Regions from separate parts of the Mus musculus genome. Here all the other regions are linked to region 2. Evidence: chromatin loops called from intact Hi-C (ENCODE). Cell type or tissue: gastrocnemius. All regions are shown on one strand. Region 1 overlaps 1700025G04Rik (RIKEN cDNA 1700025G04 gene). Region 2 holds the start of Gm36920 (a long non-coding RNA gene). Region 3 has its middle 92 kb from the start of Edem3. Region 4 overlaps 1700025G04Rik (RIKEN cDNA 1700025G04 gene). Region 5 overlaps Edem3 (ER degradation enhancer, mannosidase alpha-like 3). Region 6 overlaps Tsen15 (tRNA splicing endonuclease subunit 15).

What was found. Peaks named below come from ENCODE experiments on the same cell type or tissue, not always from the same donor. Only the 100,000 strongest peaks of a DNase experiment are listed, where the experiment ranks them.
Region 1: it touches region 2 in a loop (2.9-fold over the local background); 5 of 42 quality-filtered maps call a loop at or near these places.
Region 3: a loop joins it to region 2, with 5 times the contacts of the local background. A loop is called at or near these places in 4 of 42 quality-filtered maps.
Region 4: a loop joins it to region 2, with 1.9 times the contacts of the local background. A loop is called at or near these places in 2 of 42 quality-filtered maps.
Region 5: a loop joins it to region 2, with 4 times the contacts of the local background. A loop is called at or near these places in 20 of 42 quality-filtered maps.
Region 6: it touches region 2 in a loop (5-fold over the local background); 11 of 42 quality-filtered maps call a loop at or near these places.

Annotation. Positions count from the first base shown.
Region 1 is chr1:152,083,304-152,087,303 of GRCm38, reverse strand. All of the region lies in intron 1 of 1700025G04Rik (RIKEN cDNA 1700025G04 gene), which reads left to right. Among named protein-coding and RNA genes, the nearest start is that of 1700025G04Rik, 5.0 kb to the left of the region's middle. In gastrocnemius, no CTCF peak of the experiment used is centred here; DNase peaks (open chromatin) are centred at 1,518, 2,152 and 2,437; H3K4me3 peaks cover 1,103 bases; H3K27ac peaks cover 1,647 bases.
Region 2 is chr1:152,288,591-152,292,590 of GRCm38, reverse strand. Gm36920 (a long non-coding RNA gene) reads left to right here and starts at 2,599. Exons shown (of 8, transcript XR_001779484.1): 1 at 2,599-2,690. In gastrocnemius, a CTCF peak has its summit at 1,607 (motif pointing right); DNase peaks (open chromatin) are centred at 1,637 and 2,241; H3K4me3 peaks cover 532 bases; H3K27ac peaks cover 505 bases.
Region 3 is chr1:151,845,056-151,849,055 of GRCm38, reverse strand. No RefSeq gene overlaps it. Among named protein-coding and RNA genes, the nearest start is that of Edem3, 92 kb to the right of the region's middle. In gastrocnemius, a CTCF peak has its summit at 2,477 (motif pointing left); a DNase peak (open chromatin) is centred at 2,492.
Region 4 is chr1:151,924,526-151,928,525 of GRCm38, reverse strand. The region is part of intron 3 of 1700025G04Rik (RIKEN cDNA 1700025G04 gene); the gene reads left to right. Among named protein-coding and RNA genes, the nearest start is that of 1700025G04Rik, 160 kb to the left of the region's middle. In gastrocnemius, a CTCF peak has its summit at 2,137; a DNase peak (open chromatin) is centred at 2,554; H3K4me3 peaks cover 298 bases.
Region 5 is chr1:151,819,078-151,823,077 of GRCm38, reverse strand. It overlaps Edem3 (ER degradation enhancer, mannosidase alpha-like 3), which reads right to left. Exons shown (of 20, transcript NM_001039644.2): 20 at 750-4,000. Among named protein-coding and RNA genes, the nearest start is that of Edem3, 66 kb to the right of the region's middle. In gastrocnemius, a CTCF peak has its summit at 2,422 (motif pointing left); a DNase peak (open chromatin) is centred at 2,425.
Region 6 is chr1:152,367,334-152,371,333 of GRCm38, reverse strand. It overlaps Tsen15 (tRNA splicing endonuclease subunit 15), which reads left to right. Exons shown (of 5, transcript NM_025677.3): 5 at 51-599. The coding sequence ends at 71. Among named protein-coding and RNA genes, the nearest start is that of Tsen15, 17 kb to the left of the region's middle. In gastrocnemius, a CTCF peak has its summit at 1,944 (motif pointing right); DNase peaks (open chromatin) are centred at 1,953 and 2,833; H3K27ac peaks cover 831 bases.

The DNA of each region.
Region 1 (4,000 bases), 210 kb after region 2:
AGATGGCTCAAAGGGGAGCCTTTGGTAATTCTGGCTGGACACTGACAGAAGACTGTGGGTTAATGCCCAGCTCATGCTATCTTATAATACAATGCCTTGCTTTCTCCTTTGGGTTGTTAGAATTGAGTCTAAAGGGGGCGTGGCATCGCTTTGTGTGTCAGGAATGTAATTTTCCTCCTGCTGTGTGGCTGATGTCTCAGGCTGTGGGTAGTGGTTTAAACTGTTTAATTCCACCTCTCCTCATGGCTAAACTCTTGAAACCTAAACTCAGCAGAGTTTTGGGTTTGAGGCTGTGCATGGGAATGAACGGGGGTCTTTCAGCAAGCCTTCTGAGCAGCACCCTGCCCATTGTCAGCCAGAGGAGAGACTTGGCACATTTGCTCTTACAATGCAATTTAATGTGAAAGTGGTTTTTATGTAAAAGTTGATTTGCCTCTAACTCTTCAGGATCGTATTGACTGTGTAAAGCGACCCCAACATCTCGTAAGTAAGGACTCACTCTGATAATGGAGGGGCTAGACTCGGTTTCATGAAAAAGCACAGCACTTCAAAAATACTATTTTGGAAATGATTATAGGATAGGCTGCACCCCACCGTGCATGGAGGGCTATGAGAGATGATACAGGTATGAAGACCCCACACAGTGTTCATGGTGAGTGTTCAGGGCGTCTCTGATCCTCCTTTGCTTTTAATTTATAGTATATTCGTGTGTACTGGAACACATGTACATATGTATGCAGAGGGCAGAGGGCACCTTGCAGGAGTTTTCTTCCTTCACCTTGTGGGTCCTGGGGGTCAGACTCAGGTTGTCAGTCTTGGTAGCTGGCACCCTTATCTGATGAGCCACGTCACTGACCCAAGTAGAAATAATTTTATGTTACTAATATGTTTTTAGTAAGTACATTTATTTTAAGCTATGTCATGGTGCTTTGAGCTTCACTCCATAGTGTGGGGGGAGTAAATCGTATTTAGATAGGTTCTTGATAAATTCTGAAAAGCAGATTGCAACAGACAGTACGCGCACACACACACACACACACACATATACACACACACACACACACACACGCACACGCCTTTTGTGCAAGAAGAACTGCAATAGTAAAACTGCATTTAAAAAAACAGTGACAGTTTTGACTTTTAGGGCTCATAATTCAAGAGCCTATCTGAAGTGGTGTGTAAATTATACGCATACATATTTTTAATGTATGCAGTCATTTAGCCTGACTGTCTCAGCTCTGAAGTTTAATTTTATAAGTTACAGTTGCAGTAAGAAACAACGTAACATGCTGCGGTTATGCAATTATGATGGGGGTGTTTGGGGGTAAACTGGGATAGGATAAACATGGAGACGCAGCATAGCAGTGTCTGCAGTTGCCAGGTACTAATACAAGCCCTGACTTTCCTACAAATGTGTCACTGGAAGACTGTATTTCCTTGGTCGTAAGTTGTGCTGTGCCTTACACTTGGGAAGGAGTGCAGCTTTCCCAGCCTGAATTCAAGCCACTGACCAAGCTCTGGGAAGGCAGGGCTGTCTTGCTTGTCTCAGAAACCCCTATGGCAGCTGGCACGGCGGACTACTTTGCACTTGGAAGTCACTCAAATAGTGATCAAACTGAAGGAATTAACTTAATTAGTTAAGGTCTGTAATGTGTTTAAGACCTTGGAGAAATACATTAGATGCAGACATAGTTTTTAATAAATCTGTGCGCTAGTTTATTAAGAGCAGTGTCTGATGCCTCAGGGTGGGGTTTTTGAAACATACAGGATGCTCCATTAGGTTATCAGTAATATGGTAGAGACAAGATGCTCCCTTAAATTATCTCAACCCTTGAGTTAGGGCCATCTTGATTTGGAATAGCCATGCTTTCCGTAGCTGATAAACCCTTCTCTCCTGCCACCTCATCATTTGTCTGAGTGGCTCAGCCAATACCAATACCTCTTGCCATCTCTTAGGGTGTTCTTTACATGTTTATAGTCATGGACTTTCGACTGCAGTGGTAGCAGTCCGGGGTTTCCATGCTGGCGTCTCTCTGGTGGCGAGATCCTGGGAGAGAGAGCTCTGGCATTCCCAACTCCCAGTTTATTAGGTTCACAGCTGCTTCCTCCAAAATAACCTGGAAAAAAAGCAACGTGGAGCCCTGCCCAGTTCAGTGAGCTCACTGCTGCTCCCAGCATCCTGTGGCTCTCTCAGAAATCTGTCCTCTTAGGCTGGCCTTACTTACCTCCAGTTTCTCTGCCAAGTATTCCTTTCGTTTCCTATCCTTCCTGGAGCTTTTCCATGCTTTCCTGGCCCCCTTCCCCAGATGTTCACCCACAGCCTCTCTGGCTTCTCTTCCCACTACTGTATTTATACCTGCGAGACACTGGGTTTCTTTGAGAACCGGCTGCCCTATTATCTTAACCACATCTCCCGAGCCACTTTCTCTGTGTTCCTCCCACCTACCTTCCAACGGCGGGACTTCCTGCTTCCAACCAGGCTCCTCCCCTCTGCCCTCGGGCGCCTGAGTCCTGCTCTACCCAACACCTCCTTACTCCTCCCACTCCCCCTACCCCCAATCAAGCCTCAGATCTTCCAGTACATACCTGCCTCTGCCTGTTTCACAGCCTTCTACCATCACAACAGATGTGTTTACAGCACTCGTGAACTGACAGTCAGACGCTCCATACCTCACAGGATAGATGGAATGAGAAGCACTCATTCCATCTCCAAGTTCCAAAAGTTCAGGAACTTTTGGACTTGGTTTTCACTTACCGATTCCACAGGGCGGTTGTTGATTTTGAAAACCTGCTAGGCCGTTTAGAAGTACTTAGAGCATCGCACTTCTTTGCTTCACTCTGAGGTTCCATCCTCTGCTGGATAGTAGCAAACGGAGCTACCCTGATGACGACTGTTGATTTTAAGAAAACTGACCAACAGATCTTGGGAAGCATTCTACAGCTTTCCATAAGCGCCCCAGTCAAAGGGTTTATCACGCAGCAGAATCTCCTTGCTAATCCCAGGTCGAACGGTTTCATTTCATGTTCTTTACCTCGCCTTCTCCTTTAGTTAAATAAATATTGCTATAACCCGAGCCATGTCCCCATCCCCGCTATTTTTTGTTATTTTACAGTTCTCTATGAGAGTGTGATAAGCACCTGAGACACATTTATGCCAAGCGGAGGGATCTGTAGCAAAGAGCTACATTGCTGATGTCACCTCTAAATCTGTAGGCTACTGCGTGGAAACATCTTGTCAGAGGCTTACGGACTAGAACCTGGCAAATGTCATAGAGCTCAATGGTAGGGCGCTTTTCTCGCAGGTCGGAGGTCATAGGTTTGATTCTCAGCTCCAGGAAAAAAAAAAAAAAAAGCCAAACTTGTATAAGCCATTGAACTGTTTGTTCAGGGACCGGCCATTTTAGAAAATTGGACTTGAGAAACAGCTTAGACACTGGTTGTGCATCAGGGGGACTGGGTTTAAGTAAAGTGTTTTCTCTCCGATGGCTCTCTGTTTTATTTGATGGTGGCAGATATAGCGGTGGTTTGAGTTCATCATCAAACGCATACATTCCACTTCCCTTGGTGACTTACGGCCTTTCCTGCCTAAGAAATACATTGTTTCCCCTGCAAAGGAGGGGCAGTTTTTCATACCCGTTCTCAGTAGGTGGTAAGTGAAGTGGGTCTCATAACAGCCCAAGAGGCGCTATGCACATCACAGCCGCTCCTGACAGCTTCTCTCTGAACTCTGGTGCTGTGAAGGAGAAGGACTGCATTCATTGTCTCCAGTGTGGTAAAGGTCTTGGGGTCACATGACTTCTCATAAGAAGATCTGTAGGATCTAGGTAAAGTGAGGCAGACCTGGTTCCTGTGTGCCAAGAGGTGACGTCAGTTCTGCCTGCAAGCTCTGTGGAAAGCAGTGTTCCTAGGATAGTCATGTAGCAACTCCTAGGATTAGAAGGTTGTGAGGGACGAGGCAGCATCTACCTCGTTAGATGCCGTGATGGAGGAATTCACCATC
Region 2 (4,000 bases):
CAGGTACAGTTCTAGAACCTTCCAACCTTCCTCTAAACAGACCCACGATCACGTGGTCTCACGTGACTCTTAGCTTGACTTCCCATGTGCAGAATCGAGATGTTCCTCAGTCCTGTGGTGATGGCTGACAACTCCATCACCACTATCTCTATAGCTCCCCTCCCCAACATCCCAAGTCAAGAAGAATGAAACAGGATGCTCTGTCTTGGGAACCAAAAAGAAAGTTCTCGAACCTCCCAAATAGCAGCCCTGGGCTGCCCCCCCCCTCCAGTGGCAGTAGTCCCCAAACCACAGAGATATTTCCGTATGCGGAAAGTCTCGTTGAAACCTTTCCATTTCCCTTAGCTCTGGAACTCCTTTCTGAGTTCCTTTTCTTCCCCACTGAACTATAATAATAAAAAGAAAGCCTCACACTGAGTTTCCTTCCTGCTTTCATCACGGGGCTAAAGCAAAGTGCAGACATTTGTACCCAGCACCAGAGTTACAGGTGTGAAGGAAATGGGAGGGGGTGGATAACTTCACTCCTGCAAGGTGCCACCTGAGAACAAGCTGGGGCAGGGGGGAACAAAAACAAAACAGAAAAATAGGCGCCGGAACCTGGCAAATGTGCCTGCCTCAAGGAGCAGATGACTGGGGGATGCTGGTCTTTGATGAGTCTGCCTGGTGCTGCTCTGGCCTCAGCAGCAGCTGGGCCACCTGGGAGCTATCTGGGGTTTCCTTGAAGCCATGGTGTGTAGTGTTGTGTGCACACTGAGAATTGCTGACCTCAGGGACACTTTGTTAGTCATTATGGGTGGTTCAGTGACTAGGTAAGAAGAAAGACTACACACGGACCAAAAAATAATCACAGTCAACATTGTTCCATGGTTCTTCAATTTGGCTCCATTTTTTTTTTTGAAAGAAGTTCTCTGTTTCTGTACATGGAAAATGTATCTTCTATTGGCAGGCATGATCCCATAATATTCCAGCCGCCTTTTCTAAATAGATCTATTGCTCTGATATAGTGTTTATATTGAGGAAAGGAGCCCTTTCGTCCTGTGGCTATTTGGCCAATCACGGAAGCAAGTCACGAAGATGATTAGGAGTGTTTGTGACGATTAGGAAGGGACAGCAACTCTGCTGACCTCTAACCGTAATTGTATATCCTTCTCATCACAGTGAGGGGCGTTAGGGAGAGAGATCTGGGTATCGTCATCTTTGGACCCTTCCCATTCTCTCAAGCTCTCAGGCCCCTCCTTTAACAAATTGTGAAGCCAGATGGTTTAATGGCTAATGTGCGTCTGCACAGATCCCCAAAGGAACCCCAGTCCCTCAGAAATCTGCTTCCAAAGCGTGTTTACAGCTACCAACCCTTATATTGCCCGTGCTTTCCTCCGACTTCCTAGCCTGCATATTCTTGTGCTGGCTCCGCCCCTACCCTTCTGATTCAGAGGATTGTCACCTCAGTCCGGCCTCCTGGGCTCTTCATGTGTTCTCTCCTCTGTGGATTCGTGAATCCTGGACCATAAATGATCCATTTCTTCCTGACCCGATCTTTCCATTTCCTCTGGCCTTTCCCAGTTCCTCTTCACCATTTCCGAAGATTCTTTTCTCAGCTTTCTTGCTGTCCTCCAGGGGGCGCCATTCACTGCATTCCCCTATCATCCATGGTCACCAGTGGCCTCCAGCTCCTCCCCGCAAGGCATCTCTTAGCCTCTGCTCTTTCTGCACTAATTCAGAGGACAGGACTCTTGCTTCTACTCTGCCTGCACTCTCGGCAGGGTTGATGAGACCCAGGGACCATTTTTTTGTTTTGTTTTGTTTTTTCTGGAACACTTGCATCTTGTGCCTTGACTCCTCAGCCTCTAGACAGCTCCCCCGCCCCCACCTCAGGTTCTTGGTATGCCTTTCTTTACCTAACCCCTTCACAGCCATCACTTTATTTATAACTTATCCAGAGTTGACTTTCCCGTACAGGCAATATACAAATGCCCACGTTCTCACCAACAGATATCTAACGCTTTTAGCACCACCCTGCAGCTCATTGCTTAAATGAGTAATTACATTAGGGCCTTAGAACGGTTATCAGTTGGCGTTCCTGATCTAAGAATATTGGTTGTCGGAGCTATTTGCTCACGTGTGGGCGGTTTGAGGAGGCAAACTAGGACTGGTGAAGCTCCCAGGCCTTGGGATAATTGTCCCTGCTTCTGAAGGGACAGCAGGATGGAATGGTTGCGGGGATAGCTGGGGGCCAGCTGCCATTACCCACGAGGAACTGCGGGACCGGAGATGCAGTGTTTACAAAGGAGGGCAGCGATAATCCAAACGGCCACCTGGCAAGGCATGCAAATGAAATGAAATGAAAAAATCTCTAATAATATTAATTTACTGCCATCTGCCTAGAGCATAGTCGCAGGGCAGGGGAGACGGGGCTTCAGAGCTCGGAGACAGCTTTCCTTTCCAGTGTCTGTCTGTGTCTGTCTGGCAGTTGTAGGCGGATGGATACCAGGGTCAGGGCAATGGGGCTGACTTTGGTGCTAAATCACAAAGTGGGACAAGGTGATGAGGTTTGTACCGGATTTGTTTACAGGTTTGGCCAAACGCTGTTTTGTCTCCTTGTAAGAAGTATGGGAAATGAAACTGGTCTGAAGCAAGCATTCCCTCATGCCTGAAATGTTATTAACATTGCCGCGGAACACTTTTGTTGAAAGGTACAAATGTGTATCTTTGAGCCATTGATCTATCTCCAAGGTGAGGGGCATGTTCCCAAGGTACCAAATGTCATACGACTTTAGAGGGAGGGGCAGTTTGGTCACTACAGCTCAGACCTCTTTCCTCCTCGAGAATAAAACTGCTTTTCATTCACTACAGGTTAAATAACATAGGGCTGATAACAGATATTATATCAACCAGCCAAGTCTTTCAGGCAGGAGACACGCTGTTTCCCTCTGTGTCTAGGTGAAATGTGTTACCAAGTTTTCTTCTGGCTGGCCAGCAACCTGCGAGTGTCAACTGATGTCAGGGCACACCAACAGCATGGATCAGAGAAGGGGGAGATTAGATTGAAGGCTACTCTGCCATTTACTAACAGGGTGGTCTGGAACATGTTAGTAACCTCCCCAAGCCAGTGTTTACATTCATAAACAGTGACAATCGCAGGTCCACCAGGTCCAGGGGATACCTTTGAGGAGGTCAAATGGGTTTGAATGACCTCCGGAGTCAGAAAGAGTCGAGGTCAAAATCTCATTTTACTGAGATTTTACTGATCATGTGAGAGAGTGGCCTCCAAGCCCCTGGGTCTATAGAACAAGGAAAGCAATTGGTGGCGAGGTTTTTAGATTTTAAAAAGGTTACCTGAGGTAAAGCTCTTAGTAGGATGGCAGTGGAAAAAAATTTATGTGTGGGTCCAAAAAGCCGTGAGACTGGGGGAGCCAGTCCAGAGCAAGAATGAGGTCAAGACATGCCCAACCCCCCCCCCCCCCAAATCTTGTCCTGAGACCGGCAGGAGTAGGACTGTCTTCCTCCTCACTCTGGGCCTGCATGTCCCAGCGTGCACATGAGCCTATGACCCCCACCTCTGCCACCTTTGAGGTAGACACATAGCCTGGCGGTCACATAACAGGGTTAAGTTCCTCTCTCCCTGTAAGGAGGCCAGCAATCACCTGGCATTCCTCCCCATGCAAATGAAGCATTCATAGCACCTCAGCCCCAGCCAATGATGCACACATACCCCCAAAATTCCTACCCACTCCCCAAGGTTTATATAGCTCTTGTTACCCCCAATTGAGAGAGAGCAGTTTCACTGAAAACTGTCTCCTGGAGAGGCTATATATCCCACACTCATGCCTGCCTAGATCCTGCTAACCCACCCACCTGGCTAAGCATCATTCCTTCCAGTCCATCCAGGTGCCCTGAGGGCAGAAGCAGACTCAGGCCAGCACTCAGGATTTTGTTAGGACTGGGTATCCCTTGATAGGTAGTACTCTCAAGTTCTCTCTCTCTCTCTCCTTCTCCCCCCACC
Region 3 (4,000 bases), 440 kb after region 2:
AGCAACACAGCGTACTCTTTACAAGTATCTTTTTAGCACATGGAGTTTGTACAGGCACTTTTTCTATTATGAAGGCAGTAAATGACATTGTAAAGAAAGTTGGAAAGTAGCCATTCTTTCTTGCATGTTTTCAGACTATTCGAAATATGTTTAAAATGATTATGATATACAGCTGGCTCTTGAGGATTTCACATTCACAGATTCAACCAACCATGAGTAGAAAATACTTTGCGTATATGTTAGTTATGGTTTTCATTGCTGTGAACAGACACTATGACCAAGGCAACTCTTATAAAGTTCAACATTCAATTAAGGCTGACTTACAGGTTCAGAGGTTCAGTCCATTATTATCATGGCAGGAAGCATGGCAGGCTGCAGGCAGGCGTGGTGCTGGAGGAACTGAGAGTTCTACTTCTCATTCTGAAGGCAAACAGAAGATAGTCTCTCAGGCAGCTAGGGGGAGAGTCTCAATTAAATTACAGCAATACACTTCATCCAACAAGGCTACACCTCCTAATAGTGCCACTCCCTGGGCCAAGCATATTCAAATCACCACAGTGTATGTATATGTACTAATATGTGTGTGTGTGTGTGTAATCCTGAAGTCACCACCAGATGTCCTTCTTTTTTATTTTGTAAGTGTTTTGCCTCCATGTGTGGCTATGTACCACACATGTGCCTGGTGCCCCCCAAGGTCAGAGGAAGGTACTGGAGTCCCTGGAACTGGAGTTACAGACAACTGTGAGCCACCGTGTAGGTTCTGAGAACCAAACTCCAGTTCTCTGTGGTAACAAAAAGTTCCTTAACCACTGAGCCATCTTTCCAGCCACCTGAGTGTCTTTCTTGATTGCTTCTCAGCTTGTCCTTTGAGACTGGGTCTCTCGCTGACTCCAGCACTCACTGATTGGCTAGACTCGCTGGCCAGAGAACTCCAGGGATTCTTTGCCCCATCCTATGCTAAGGTTACAAACACACACAAACATGCTTGGATCCTTTATGTTGATCTAAATACAGGGCTAGCTATATATATATATTTTAAGTGCAGGCACTTTACCCACTGAGCCATCTACCTAACCCAAAAAATACTGGAAGATATATTGATTATATTCATTTATTTCGAGGGTGCATGCTATAGCATGCATGGAAGTCAGAGAACAATTTTCAGGAGGTAGGTGTCTCCTTCCACCATGTGGGATCTGGGAATTTAACTCTGATCATTAGGCTTGGTGCTAAGTCATCTCCCTAGCCAAGAAAATACATACATACATATATATATATTGTCTTCTTTACGGAGACATAGACTTTTTTTCATGCATTACTCACTGTGCAATGCGGTATAACAGCTATTATTTGCATTCACATTGTATTAGACGTAATCTAGAGTTATTCCAAAGTACAAGTGAGGCTATGTGTAGGCTGCATGCAAGTACTACAACATTTTATAGAAAAGACTTGAATTGCCATGAAGAGTGAAGTACTGAATTTTAAGAGCAGGATAACAACCTACATAATGAGATCAAGTCTGCAAAGTGGCAAACACACCGATGAATCACGTAAGTAAATGGAAGAAAAAGCTAACAATGGTCACTTTTGAACCGTGGCAAATGGACATTTTTTTCCCAGTTTCTTTTTGACAATTATCTTTATTTTTTTATAGGTAACACTGATATTACCCATAAAATGTGTATTACTGTTATAATAAGAAAACAGTATATTCTTTTCATTTAGAAAGTATAAAGATAAAAACAAAACCCATACCCATTCAGATTCAACTATTGTTTTAATATATGTTTCTGGAAAATATTTAATTTAAAATAAATAGCAACTGTAGCATGGACTCTGAACACCCACCCACACACACACACACACACACACACACACACACACACATACCTTAGTCCTGAGTCAGGTCTACCCAAAGCCCCTGGGTGCCAAAGGCAGGGATGGAAACCACCCCATGCTTTTCTATGCACTGTTCATGTGTTCATTACCTCTAGTTCTCTCAAAAGTCCTTTCAGCAGCACGTGACTGGCCCAGTTTTAGAGCACCAAGAAACATGTAAGGACCAGTGCTGTCGCCACACTAAGCATTTTGTTTGTTTGTTTGTTTTCATTTTTATCTAATGACTAAAACCTGAGCTTTCCTTAAAACTAAGCTGTGGGCCAAGGGGTGTGTCCAGAAGCAAGGAGTTGAACTAACTGTCCATTTCTTGCCAGATGGAGATGAATATTTTTACCTCATTTTTTCTTAAAGGGCTGCTGTGAGCATTGCATGGCACAGTAAGGGGAAAACCTTCACACAATGCCAGGGAACAAGTTAATGACACTTGGAGCAGAGCTGAGACGTGGACATGAATCTATATGGATTCTAAAATCCATGTGCTGCACCCAAATCTCCACTATGTCAGGATGCATGCTCGCTCCCTCTGCCCTCTGCCCTCAGGGCACCTGCGCCCCCAGCAGGCAGATTCAGGCATTCCCAGGGCGGCAGCTGTGGTCCCCCGCTGGGCGCTGGAGAGATCAGGTCCTTCTGTTTGGCAGGTAACTGGAGCCTCAACCCTGTTCCTTAATTCCAGAGACTGCAGGAATAACAAAATACATGGTTTCAGCTGCAAGCCGTCCTGGGGATTTCTTGATGCTGCATACGGCAGGTAGATGGCTTCCCTTAGCATCCGAAAGATGCCATTAAACGGGCTGGGGACAATCGGTAGAAGATCCTTTGGAGCTTCCGTGTGCTTTCTCATGCCTGGGTCCATGGGCTGGAGCACAGCTAGCCCCTGAAGGTGTGGGTGGTAGAGCCCGTGCTGTTCTCTCCCTTTGGGCGGAACCTTATCCTGCAGTGGGGCTGGGAGGGTCACGCTGTGCCTTTAGAGCATGCAGATCTTCCTCCACATTGCAGCTGGGGCACCAGGCCGCCCACAGGAGACAGGTGGCCCAGCTCTGTGCTAAGCCTCTCTAGGCTCAGGGAGAGCTGTGGTTTCTCTCCCCCACTGTGTACCCTATTTAGTATACTCATGCTCTAAGTGACAGTCACCCAGAGTCCCCGAAGCGTAATTGTCAAGGATGAAAATTTATGGAGAGAGGAAAAAAAACGGGACTCCTGTTCCATCTCCTAGCCTCACTCACCCACAGTTATAACCTTCCTACCACACTTCTCGTGGAAGGATTCTTTCCCCACACAGCAAGGTGAATAAAAATCTCTGCCATATGAGGTACGTTGTGAGGTGGATAGAAATGAAACGTCTGATCTATGTAGTTTGCATTTACAGCTGGCTTCTAATGGGATGAAGAAAAATGGAGCCGTTTAATGGCGGTATTTTATGTCTAAGGGTAACTGAAATGCCAGAAGGGAAGACGGTGAGGAGACAAGACTGGTAGATGATGAACATGCCTCGGGGCCCTCCCGAGGTGTCAGGCACTGGGTTAGGTGTCTTCTGTGTGTTCGTTCTCTTGTTTTATATAAGAGACTACTCAGCTCAAAGGCAGGCAGCTCGCAGGCACATTAAAGAAAAAGAAACGTTCAGGACTGGAACGCCTGCTGTGTCAAGACACCTAATTAGAAAACAGTATCACATGAATTAGTAAGGAGGCCTCCTGTTGCACGGAAGAGTGAAAATAAACGTGTCACCAAAGGAATCACGGAGCCAAGCATGTTATCAAGATGATGCAGCGGGCAGAAGTCTGTGGGGAACTGGGCATGCGCTACACCTGCGTATAATGCTGAACAATAAGCCTTCCGGACACACTTGCTAGATCAATAAGGGAATCCATTACCATCAGAGACCTCCATTCTCTTGAACCTAATTGTCCCGAGGCAACCCCAAAGCAGCAAAAGAAAGCACTTTGACAACAACAAAATTTAACAGCTTTTATTTATTTTCTTTAACTAAATAACTAAGTTATTTAATTAGTAAGAACTGACAACTTTAATCAACAACAAAAGATAGAGATTCTTGGAAGGGAAGAAAGTTCTTCGGTGCAGGGAGACAAGATCTAATCAC
Region 4 (4,000 bases), 360 kb after region 2:
TGCATTTCTCTGGGGTGCATGAACGACACATGCATGCCCAGATGGCGTGTGATGTAATTTACCAATGCTAGCCACTATGGTTGCGCGCCCAAGTGCTTTAGTCTGTTCTGAATTCTGAAGGGCATTTTGATCCAGTTTAAATCTGCAGTGACATTTTCCTGTATTTCTATAAAAATTTCACATTTTAATGTAACTAATGGTGTTTGTTATGTACTGCGTCAGGCTGTTCAGAAGGGGAAAATTCTATCATTAATGTCCTATAATAATATGCTGCACGCATTTAGAAAAGCTAGAAATGGGTTAGTTACTAGGGCTGTCTAGAAATAATCGAGTTCTTCCCAAAGCACACTCTCCTTTCAGCATCTCCGGGCTCTACTGTATAGTAGGGTTAAGGTTGCTCGTTCTCTCTCTCTCTTTCTCTCTCTCTCTCCTGCTGAACCTGGCTTGTTTTGTGTGTCACCTTGTGTCTTGTGTCTTAGTCAGGGTTTCTATTCCTGCACAAACATCATGACCAAGAAGCAAGTTGGGGAGGAAAGGGTTTATTCAGCTTACATTTCCACATTGCTGTTCATCACCAAGGAAGTCAGGACTGGAACTCAAGCAGGTCAGAAAGCAGGAGCTGATGCAGAGGCCATGGAGGGATGTTCTTTACTGGCTTGCTTCCCCTGGCTTGCTCAGCCTGCTCTCTTATAGAACCAAGACTACCAGCCCAGAGATGGTCCCACCCACCAGGGGCCTTTCCCCCTTGATCCAAATCTCCTTCATCTTCTCATCTCGCTTTTAATGAACAGCAATGTGGAAGTCTAAGCCAGATAAACCCTGTTCTTCCCAGCTTCCTTTTTGATCATGGTGTTTGGCCGCAGCAATAAAACCCTTACTAAGATACTTTCTCATTGCTTGAGACAAGAACTCGCTCTATAGCCCTGACTGGCCTGGAACTCACGTTGCAGACCTGCCTGGTCTCAGGCATCCTCTCCTTTTGACTGCATGTGTTCTGTAACCTGTTATGGCCAAGTGAAGTGAGGACTTAACATTGATGACCTCCAGCGTGAGGAGTTTGGATGTTAAATGGATGTGGAGCCTCACAGCCTGAGTGCCCTGCACTGGCTAAGAGGCAGGAAGTAAACTTTCTTTCTGTTGATCTCCACGAGCTACCCTCTCCCTAACTGATAAAAACATCATCGGCAGAAACTGAACATAGTCCCCACGTTAGATGGCTCCCTACATGTGTATGCCTTGAAAACCCCGGAGAAGGGTCTTTTAAAATATCCTTAACTTATAATTGTCAGTAGGACTTGCTAACACTGTAGCTTGTTTCTTTTAATTACCAACATAGTGACTTAATGACTTTGTTCTAAATTTGTTGATATACAATTAAATCTGTTCCGAGCTATTTCCTGTGGCTGTTTAACTTACAAGATTGTTTTAAATGTTTCCCGTCTGCCTTTAAAAGCAACTGCATGAGAAGCACTGGAGTGCCTTAAAATCACCCTGCTTCCCCACCCCCGCCGTCACATTTGTTTGCTGCAAGATGAGATTTGTGGCAGGATTTTTCATTTATGGGGAAAGAATTGCAAAGGAGGCTGAGACGTCACATTTTCACTTCATCACCAGTAAATGACTTTAACAAAATACTAGTAAGTCTAGAAAGCTCTGTTCCTCCGTAATGACAATGGGCATTTGGGGCTTCGTGTTCGTGTTCTGATGCTGGTTGGACCACGTTTAATAGCTGCAGCTGACAGAGCGGACATGTCGATATGCCAACACGCAGTAATTCTGGGGAAGTGACTATGGTTCAGCTCATCACAAGCATGCAGAAGACAAGCTATTTAAAAAGAGATCGTGTCCTTTTCCATCTTAATATTATGTGAGAAATCAAATATTTAATGTCAAAGGAGGTGGTTTACAGACTTTGCGTTCTATGAAATACACCCTCCTGAGGGGAAATGATTATTTTGTAACTGAATATATTCCTATTTTTCAAATGTGCTTATGTACCCCAAATTTTCTTGATTATGGGACTTGGCAAAGTATTTTTTTTTTCTCCTAGTTTCCATGGGTTTTCTGAAACGAAGTGATTCAGATATGGAGGTAAACAGACGGACAGACTGACTGACAGAAGTGTGTGAAAGACACCACCTACAGGACAACCCCTTTAAGCTTTCTTGTCCGGTGTCTTGTGTCATTTCTCCCCACAGGAAGCTGTAGTAGTTCCAGGAACTAGGACTTAGCTCCAGACCTCAGTCTGACCATTGTGGTTTCTAAAGAAGGGAGAACCCCTGCGCTGGGCATTGGAAACCATAAGGGTTCCTCTCATTTAAGCCCAACTAGAAAAGAGCCCCTCACTGCTACCACTGACAGCCCAAGCAAGAGACAGGAGACAAGGAAGTGACAGAGAAAAAGAAGTCCCATCCTTCTGCATTAAAGCCCTTAGCAGGTAAATTTCTGCGAGCATCCTGAGGATGCTGCCTCCTTCAGCGTGGCGGAGGAGGGGTAAGAGAACTGTTCGGAAAGTCATTGGCCCTTCTGGGTATTTTCTCCTTCCCTTCACCCCTCTGGGAGTTGCCAGCTGGGTGGGAACGCTCTTGGCAGCTGCCTTAATACAGTTGCCTTGGCTGTCTTCAGCAACTGAGAAAGGAATGATAAGTTTACTCAGACATGACAGCATGCTCTGTTCCTAAAGAAAGAAATTATCCGAGGCAAAGGAAAACTTCGCTATTTAAATAAGCTTGTCACAACCTGACAGTAGTTTGCAAGCATTTTTTTTTTAAATGGATGCTTCTTCCAGCTGATGGAGCCATTGGCCGTGATCAAGGGTGGATGGGTGCCCTTCCGGGTCTCTATGATAATGCTGAGGTATCTGTGCAAAGCTCCAGGTAGTGTGAAGGGCACGTGGGGGAACCCGAAGTGTGAAGGCATCTTCCCTCTGAAATGAAGTGCTCAGATTTGTAAAGAATCGCCAAGGTCCCCTTTTCCAGCTGTATACTCCTAGGCCCGTGGAGCCTCTCTCTATGCAGGGTGTTCTGCGTGGATCTGGAATCTGTGTTCTAGCAAGCAAGCATCCCAGAGGGTAGTGGTGCCTGTGTGGACAGAGGAAGACCCATGGCTTCTGCCCTGTCCCCATGGTCCCCAGCTAAGGTAGGAGGGTACTTAGTTTTTAACACCGGGTTAACATTGAACTCTTTTTTTGTCTCCTAAGGGAAAGAACATCTTGGTTTTCTCTTTCTCTTCCCAATTCCATTCCTGGTACAGGTGTCTCATGGCTCTGGGCACACTGTCGGGTTAACACCTTCAGCTATGAACATGGCTCTCCATCCCTGCCGACAACCTCTTCAGCCACTTTTTGTTTCCTGTCCCATCCCCTCTAAAAATGGCAAAGCACTTTGAATCCCCTGACAGACAAACCCTGACGTACAAGTTAATTAGGTTTCTAAACAAATATAAAACTGGCTTTTCTTTGATAAATGCAGGCAACCAGTGAATATGTCAGTTCTCTGTGTGGCAAGGCACAGAATATCCTGGGGATGCATAGGAAAAAATAAAGAACAAAGTCTTATTAAAAGTCAAAATGTAATAGTAACGTTCCCAGTGAGACATCACTTCACAGCAGCTCCAATGGAAGTAATTGAGAAACTGACAGATGTTGAAGCGGGGATGTGGAGAACCTGGACCCATCATGCATTGCGGGTGGGAATGTAAATCATGCAACTCCTTTATAAAATAATGTGTTGATATGTTCAATACGGAAACAAAGCTTACTGTACAGCCCAACAGTCCCACTTCCAGGAGTCTCCCCAAGAGAAATTAAAACATACTTGTATGTACACAAGAATGCTCATGACGTTGTTCTTTATAAAGCCACAAACTGAAAACAATCTAAATTGTCCATTGAGTGATAGCTAGGTGAGCCAAAGGTGACATATTCACACACTAGGATGTTATTTTTAAATTAGATGAAGTTCTGATATATGCTGCATGTGAGTAAATCTTAAAAATATGC
Region 5 (4,000 bases), 470 kb after region 2:
CACAGTCTAACAGTGATACTTTCATTGTCCTGGAAGGGTGGGGCATAGTGAGGCTGGACTAATTGCCCAGACAACCCCAGAACAGACACTATCACTCATATTCTTCAGTCTCAGATGGGAGACATGCAAAGCAGGGAGGGAGTGTGGCTGAGTGAAGGTTAGCAGAAACTGGGGGTGAAGCAGGGCTGAGGAAGAGGGTGACTCACTGGAAGGAGCTCAGGTTTACCTCTGGAATTAAACCAGAGCTCCCGTCCACTGCCCAGTCACTTAATTTGGTACTTTGACTAAGATGCCTGGAACTTGTTCAAGCCTTAAAATTGATAATGATCACATGGTCTTTAATGTTATCTGCTCAGAGTCCTTGGGATAGCAGAGTTCAGAGCCACTGAAACACAATGGCTTCTTGGGAATGAAGAGCAAAGGGCCAAGGCTAGTGCACTGCTTTTAATGAGGTGTGCCACCCCTACCCTCCCACCACCATAGGCTCTGGCATGTAAATATTTGATTCCCAGTTGGTGACACTATTTGGGGAGGTTTAGAGGCATGGCCTTGCTTCTGCCACTACAGTTTGCTGTTTCCTGCTTCTGGTTCTAGATGTGTGCTCTCCGATCTTGTGCCACCTCGTCTGATGGCTGCCACTCCCTGCCATGATGATGATGGGCTCTGACCCTTGGGGACCATAAACCCAAAGCTGCTTTTGGTCATGGCTTTCAACACAGGAATAGAAAAGGACTAATGAACCTACTTTTGATGATAATATTAAAAGAGGGCAAGTAATTTTATTAAGTATAAGTAAATTCAGACACAAATGTTACCAACAATGACAGAGAATTATTACTTTTTTTAAACTGTAGTTTGTACGAGGTACTATTTGAGTTTTAGAACTGATGCTTGCATGGGTTTCTATACCACAAAACACCTGCAAATTCATTGCCCTGGGGTAAAGAGAGACAAAAGGAAAACAGAGACACCAAATTCTAGATATTTGTACAATGATTCTAAAAATTTGAAATTTAAAACTAGACCAGAATATTTACATGTTTTATTAAATTTACAATCAGTAATATAATCAAATACACAATTATATACAAGGATTATATACATTTTGCCCAGACTTTTACATCACAGTACATAGTTTCCATTAGAAATATTGTATACATTTATCACCAAACAACAAAACCCAACGACAGTAGTGTTACAGCACCTGTTAGTACAGACAGCTTTTTCATAAATTACATCATAAGAAAATATACGGCTGTAAATTGGGCTTTTAAAAATGTCTTTTATAAAATCTGAACATACAATGTTTCATTCACAGAATGTTTTTTTTCTATGTTCTGACTGTAGCCTTGTGCATAAACAACCAGTTGGAGTATTGACTGAATGCTACCCTCCCTCCCCCTAAAGTTGTAAGCACTATTTGAATTACTTAGGCTGAGCTTTCTTATGATGGATCTGGCATGGAGTCTGGTGAGAGAACAAACGCTGGCTTTGTATAAGAAAAGTTAATATGATGGTAATTTAGATCTAAAAGAATTCCCGAGAAAATAATTACATTAGTGAAATTGAAGTCAGAGAGTGCATAATTTTTCACTTAAAAGTATCTAATACTGTAAAGAAAAAGGAAAAGGAAAATTACAAAATAATTTGTTCTAAAACAATTATACTTTTTTTGGAAGCTTATTACATAGGTTAAAGAGAAAAAAGAAAACCTACTTAACAAAATACCCCACCCAAAACATATCTAGTAAATTACTGTTCTTTCACATTTAAATTTTATGGGGAAAATATTGCAAATTAGGGCATATAATTTCAATGGAGTTTTTATGTGAAGAAAAAAAATACCTAATTTTACTTGGTAAACAAGTTTTAAAACTTGAAAAATACCTGAATTAAATACTTGCTCTTAACAGCTAACCTTTAGCTTTCAGGTAATATCCGCACTTGATTCCAGGTTTGTAAACATTATATAAATCTTTCTTAGTCAAACAATTTTATGGCTGTGGTGATCATTTCAGCTCTATTTCTAAGCAGTCAACATTTAACTGAGGTAGACCAGATGTTTCTAAACTCAGGGTCTCAGAAGTCCCTGAATCTTCAGCAAGTAAATAAAATATCTATGAAAGGTTTTTAACAAACATCAACAACAATGAAAAAAAAATTTTTTAAAAATCTATGCTGTTGGAATTTCCTAGTGAACTCAAAAGACTACTTTGTGGCAGGCAGTATGTCAAATACAAAAATGGATGGAGACTCAGTTAGAATGTTGTGTTCTGACGCTGAACGTATTCCTCTTTTCTTAAGTAGGGGGAACTGAGTATTATTCCTTCTAGTTAGTAAGTAAAATGTCTTAAATTTATTTCTTTAAAGGATTTGGTTTTCCTAAACAAATCAATAGGTGCCTTAATGAAGGGCAACAGCTCCTCCTAGTGGCCAAAGGAATGTAAGTGGCAGTCGCTGGCTTTTCCTAATGTGCCATGGGCTCCCCTTCATGCCCTTAAGTTCTCAAAGGAAAAAAATATGCGGCTTTGATAACTTAGCAGAGTTTGATTTAGTCAACAATGGCTTTGAGCTACAAATACAAAATCAATCCATAGAAGGCTTCTGTAATCAAAGTCGCCAAGGAACATCTGTTCCCTTCCTCCAAGCCCCAGTCCTAGAAATCAAGTCAAGTAATTAAGCGTCAGCTATTTTGGCAGCTTTGCAATGAAATAAAACGAAGCACATCTCCCCTTCTGTATACTCTATGTATTACGGTTCTATCTTCTCACACCAAACTTCCCATGCAGAGAGACTAAAATACCCATGTTTGCTGTCAGGTTTAACTACGAGTTAATGAAGGCCTTGCCATGCTACCCCGGCCCCAAGGAATTCTCTAAGATTCATCACTCACTGACCAATCATTTATTTGGACCTTTTGAAAACAGGTATTTATTCCCTTATAAAAGGGCACGCTTACCTGGGACCTAAGACATGAACTTACACAACTACAGCACAGCACTGCTGTCATTCATGGCTCCATAGATAACCTAAGTCATTCAGTACCTCAAAACCACGTTGTAGAGAAAAGTTACTGTGTAATGCCATGGTAAAAAGGAATGAAGTCCCTCAAATATTCCTTTAGAAGCAATTAAAACAAGTTCAAAAATAAATAAAATGAATAAAACCATGATTTCAATGTAGAAGTATCAATAAGCAAAACCAAAAATAATTAAATGTGACCAGCTCCAGACTGCCACACACACCCCCAAAAAATCTTTTTCTTTTACTTATATGGCTATATAGTTTTTACACAGGTCACCAGAGACTAATTTTCAAGTCCACATTAGAAGGAAGGAGTATTTGTTAAAACAAAACAAAACAAACCTAAACCCATGATTTAACAGAAAATGTGACAGACTCCAGCTTCAAAGGAGAAAGACAGTAGTCACCCCGGGACTACAGTCTACTACCATGGTTTCTCATGGCTCTATAAGATAGGGAGATGGAGCAGGGCTTGGAGACGAGCCTTCCATCTCAAACTGCATACTAAAATGGATGGAGTAAGGCTGATGGTTAGAGGAACCACCTTAAGAGAAATGAACTAGAAAAGACTTCCAATCTACCCCACCAGGACCTAATGCTGAGTTCCATCTAGAGTAGTCATAGCTTCCCCCAACGGGAAGTTGATATTGCAACATTACAGTTTCTCCTTCTCTATTTACCCCGAGCAGTAAGCAACAAATTTCCACACTATCTACCGGACCCTCTCCATGGCCCCGTAGTAGGTCTTTACGGAGACCTATGGGAAAAGTACACTGGGCTCAGCTTTGGTTAAATGCTAAGGTCATTGTTGGGAGAGGAAAAGAAATCAAGTCGTCCTGGCCATTTGTCACTGATTGAAGCATGTAACAGCGATGCGCAGAAACTGTCATTGCCGTAAATGCATCTGCTTCAGAACCCGTAGGTCACTTAGAGAGTTCCTGTGAAGGCAGCAAAGCCGAGATGCCACAATACTCGC
Region 6 (4,000 bases), 79 kb before region 2:
GCATGTGCTGTCTATTAGTTGCACTCTGACCTTCTTCCTCTGTGTTGCAGAATATTTCTCTTAGAAGATGACATCTGCCCTTCTTGGTGCTGACTTCAGTTCTGAAAGATTGGATGTGAGGCTCCTCAGCGAGCTGCTCGTCTTTTATCTCAGAGGTAGTCAGGGCTGACTTAGCTAGTCCCAACCCATAAACTTCCTTTCAGAATAAAGCCTTCTCCGATGGAAGCACTATATTGCTTGCAAATATAGTTAGCCTAGAACTTTCTTATCAGAGACAGTACAGTTGCATGCGGGTTTACACCAAGGATACGTGCAGAGTTGTGGAGCCTGGCAGTGCCTCTGCCATCCCACGTAGTCGATAGACAGGTATCAGTGAGTGGTACGGAGAAAACGCTACAGCAAGAAAACGGACACAAGAGCATTAACGTGGTCATGGGTGTGAATGACACGCCAGGCTATGAAAGTGACAATCAGATTACTGATAGTGGTCTCAGTAGGATGGCAGGCAGCAAGTGGATGCCTTTGTCCTTCTCCACATTTCATTTGTCATTTGTATTACTTTTATAATAAAACGGTTTAAAATAAAAAATATCTTGAAATCTGTCGTAATCATCCATCATTGCATGCTAAAGGTAGCAGTGTAGCCAGCCTTATAACAGCACTTTTATGATCTGGGCTGCTGTCTCACTGAGGTGCCACTGAGATGCGCTTCCTCTCTCAGCCTGTTGTTGCCTGTGGCAGCTTCCTGTGTCTGTGATGCACTCCGCCTCTCAGGGTTTGGTAGAGGCCGCATTCTGTGCCTTGTCAAATGGGCTATCCCAGCACAACTGGTTGCTTTCTCAAAGCCAAGAGAGTCAGCAGGTTGGACCTACTGTCTCATGTCACAGGTCTCCCGTCTCTTTTGCCTTGTTCCTCAATTAGAAGTAAGTCACAGTTTCCACCTACACCAGATCTCATGGCTCATTAGGAAGTAGTAGTGAAAGGAATGGGAAAAAACAAAAAAACAAAACAAAACAACAACAAAAAAAACCTAACCAGACAAAAGCTGGAAGTAGTATGCGGAGTGTAACAGGCTTTTCTTGGTCTGTACTTGACCTGCGCTTTCTTGACCATGCCCGAGACCCACTTTTTCTTGATGAAAGACTTTCACAACTTCAGATTCCCTTTGCTGCCCCAGAAGGCTTGAAGAACGTGTTTCTGCCACTCCAGTGTGGCAGTTCCAGATCCAAGAGTCATAAGGTATAACTTCTAACCTTAATTCCTACTGGGTCGTATTGGACTGCATGTAAGGAATTCTTTCGTTTTGGTGCTGGAGAAAGCAATCTACATTTCATACAGAAACGTGTAGCTTAAAAAGGTCAGAAACAGCCGGGTGTGGTGGCGCACGCCTTTAATCCCAGCACTCGGAAGGCAGAAAGAAAGCAGGTGGATTTCTGAGTTCGAGGCCAGCCTGGTCTACAGAGTGAGTTCCAGGACAGTCAGGGCTACACAGAGAAACCCTGTCTTGAAAAACCAAAACCAAAACCAAAACAAAACAACATAAAAAGGTGAGATCACTGAGTCAGAGCTAGGTAACAAGACCAAAATGGCCTTTTAGGTCTAAGGCCGGCACTCAGTTTCATTGTGCAGTTTGGATTGTTGATTTCAGAATGCTCTGTGGCTTAAAGCTGTTCTGCCAGAGCCAGCTAGATGCCTGCTAATGTGAGCAATGCCCCGACAGTCTGAAGGGAGGAAAGGGAAGCATCTCATCTCAGTGAAACAACTCGGTGAAGTGGCCTGTTTAACTTTGTAACTGAGTTTACCTAAGACCTTTCCATTAGATAGCAAGAGTCCTGAAGAACAGAACGGGAAACCATGTTCTTTTAAAAACACACCAAAGCATGCTGTATGTAGACTTGGGTCTTAGGACAGTGCCTTGCTTTTTGCCTGGAGTCCACATGGACAGCAGAGGGTGCTGTAGACTAAGCGCATCTCCAGACTGCAGGCTCCAATTAGCTTGTGGTTTTTCTTGAGAAGAGTTCTCGAATTGTTTCAATCTGTGGGAAGTGGTATAAATAAAAGTACAAATAAGGGTGCCCACACCCCCTCTTTCTGACAGACCTTTAAAATTACACACTACCGGCATTAAATATGGGAGTTGAGTCAGGCTTTGCTTAAAATGTAAATCTATATTTAAAAGCAAAAGCCTGTTGGGGGAAGGGGTGAATAGGAGAGACTTTTTTCCCCCCTCAATCCATATGCATTTCATTTTTGCTTGCAAAAGCCTGATTTATTCAGTGAGATTCAGGATTAGTTAACTAGCACACAGTGCCTAAGCTCAACGTGAATCGCTGCTGTATTCCATTTAAGCTTGCTTCCTTCTTTCCAGTTGGAAGGAGAGGAAAAGACTGTGGGATTTCTCTCTGCCTGCTCTCCCCCGAGTTCCTGGTTGTTGTGCCCTCTGCTGGGAAGGCTCAGGGCAGCGTGAAGTCACCCAGGTCCAATAGCTCCTGACTGATTTCTTTTGTTCTCCTGCCTGGATGGCTTTAGAAGACTCTCTCCACACCTTAGGACTGCTGTAGAGAACATGGGCGCAGAGACACTTGTGAATTCAAAGATTCCAGCAGAGGAGCAAGCGTGTAACAGCGTTCTCATGTAATCTGTATTCGTTGACTGGACCATCTTTACAGTTTTATAAGCCTAGAACCAAACAACTTAAAGCTTTACTCGAGGTCTCATCTCTTGTTCAGAGAGCATTTCTGTGCTGAATTCCTCTGTGAGGTCACTTTTTCCATTGCTATCCCAGCAGGAAGCCACTTTCCTACTGCTGTGCGGTGCTTCTTGCCAAGGCATACAGAGCTCCTGTCAGGAGAGGGTTATCTGGCAGCTATATGTTTACCTTAATCCCTTACAGAATAATGCGCTGTCCTCTGGGCCGCTAATCATTCGCTTCATCTTCTTTCTGGCCAGTAACTGCTGTTTCTCACCACTGGCCTCTTCTGCAGTGTGACCTGCTTAATGGCCTTTGAATAACAACTCTGTGTGCTCACAAATGGCCAAAGGTGGGAAGGTCATCTGTCAGTGGGGTTATTATAATGTCCAGCTGTATTGTTTGATGACTCCGAGAAACTTTCCCTCAATAAAATCAATATCTAAAGACTGACATTTGTTTTAGGGCTACTGAGTAGAGACAAGATTTTGTTAAAATTTGTCCATTTATTAATGTACCAGATATTCATGTCTTAATCACTACACTACTGTAGGTCAGGTAGCTTAGAAGTAGAAGTTTATTTTCTCATAGTTGTAGGATCTAGAGGTTTCTGATCAAGACTTCTGATCAGCTGACTTGGCTCAAGGCTCTTTTTCTTCCAGCTCTGTCTCTCATGGCCTTCCCTTGCTTTCTACAGAGACAAAATGCCCTGGAATTTCTCCTTCTTCTTACAATGGCACAGCCTGGTTACTGGGGCCCTCATAACCTCATATCCCACTGATACCTTCCCAAAACTCCACTCATTTCTAAATCCAATCACACTGGGGCCTCACCATGTCAATTTGAGGTGAAGAGGTTGGTTACAGTCGTCAGCAACTGCTTCTTAACATGTGCTTAGATAATGTGTGGACACAGTGCTGGGTGAGATGTGACCCGTGCCCTCAACAAACTCAGATTGCAGTTGTCAGATTGCAGATGGATGCTGGCAATGTGAACTGAAGAATTCTTGTCACACAGCACATAGAGCATTGGTTGCAGTTTTCTTGGGGGTAGGGGGCGGGGCTCAACAGCTTCTGATGAGCTTCCAAACACTCATTGTATGGACGCCATTTATTTTTCCCTCAAAAACATACATTAGAGGAACTACAAAGAAAAATGGGACATGCATGTCTCAAGGAGTTTACTGCCCGCTAGAAAGGAGGACAATCTACGCAGGAAGCCGACTGAGAGCCCAACAATGGAGGGTGGCGTGGACAGTTTGAATGGTAAGTGTGCTGTGCTGTGCTCACTGTGTCTCTCAGCCCTTGTCCT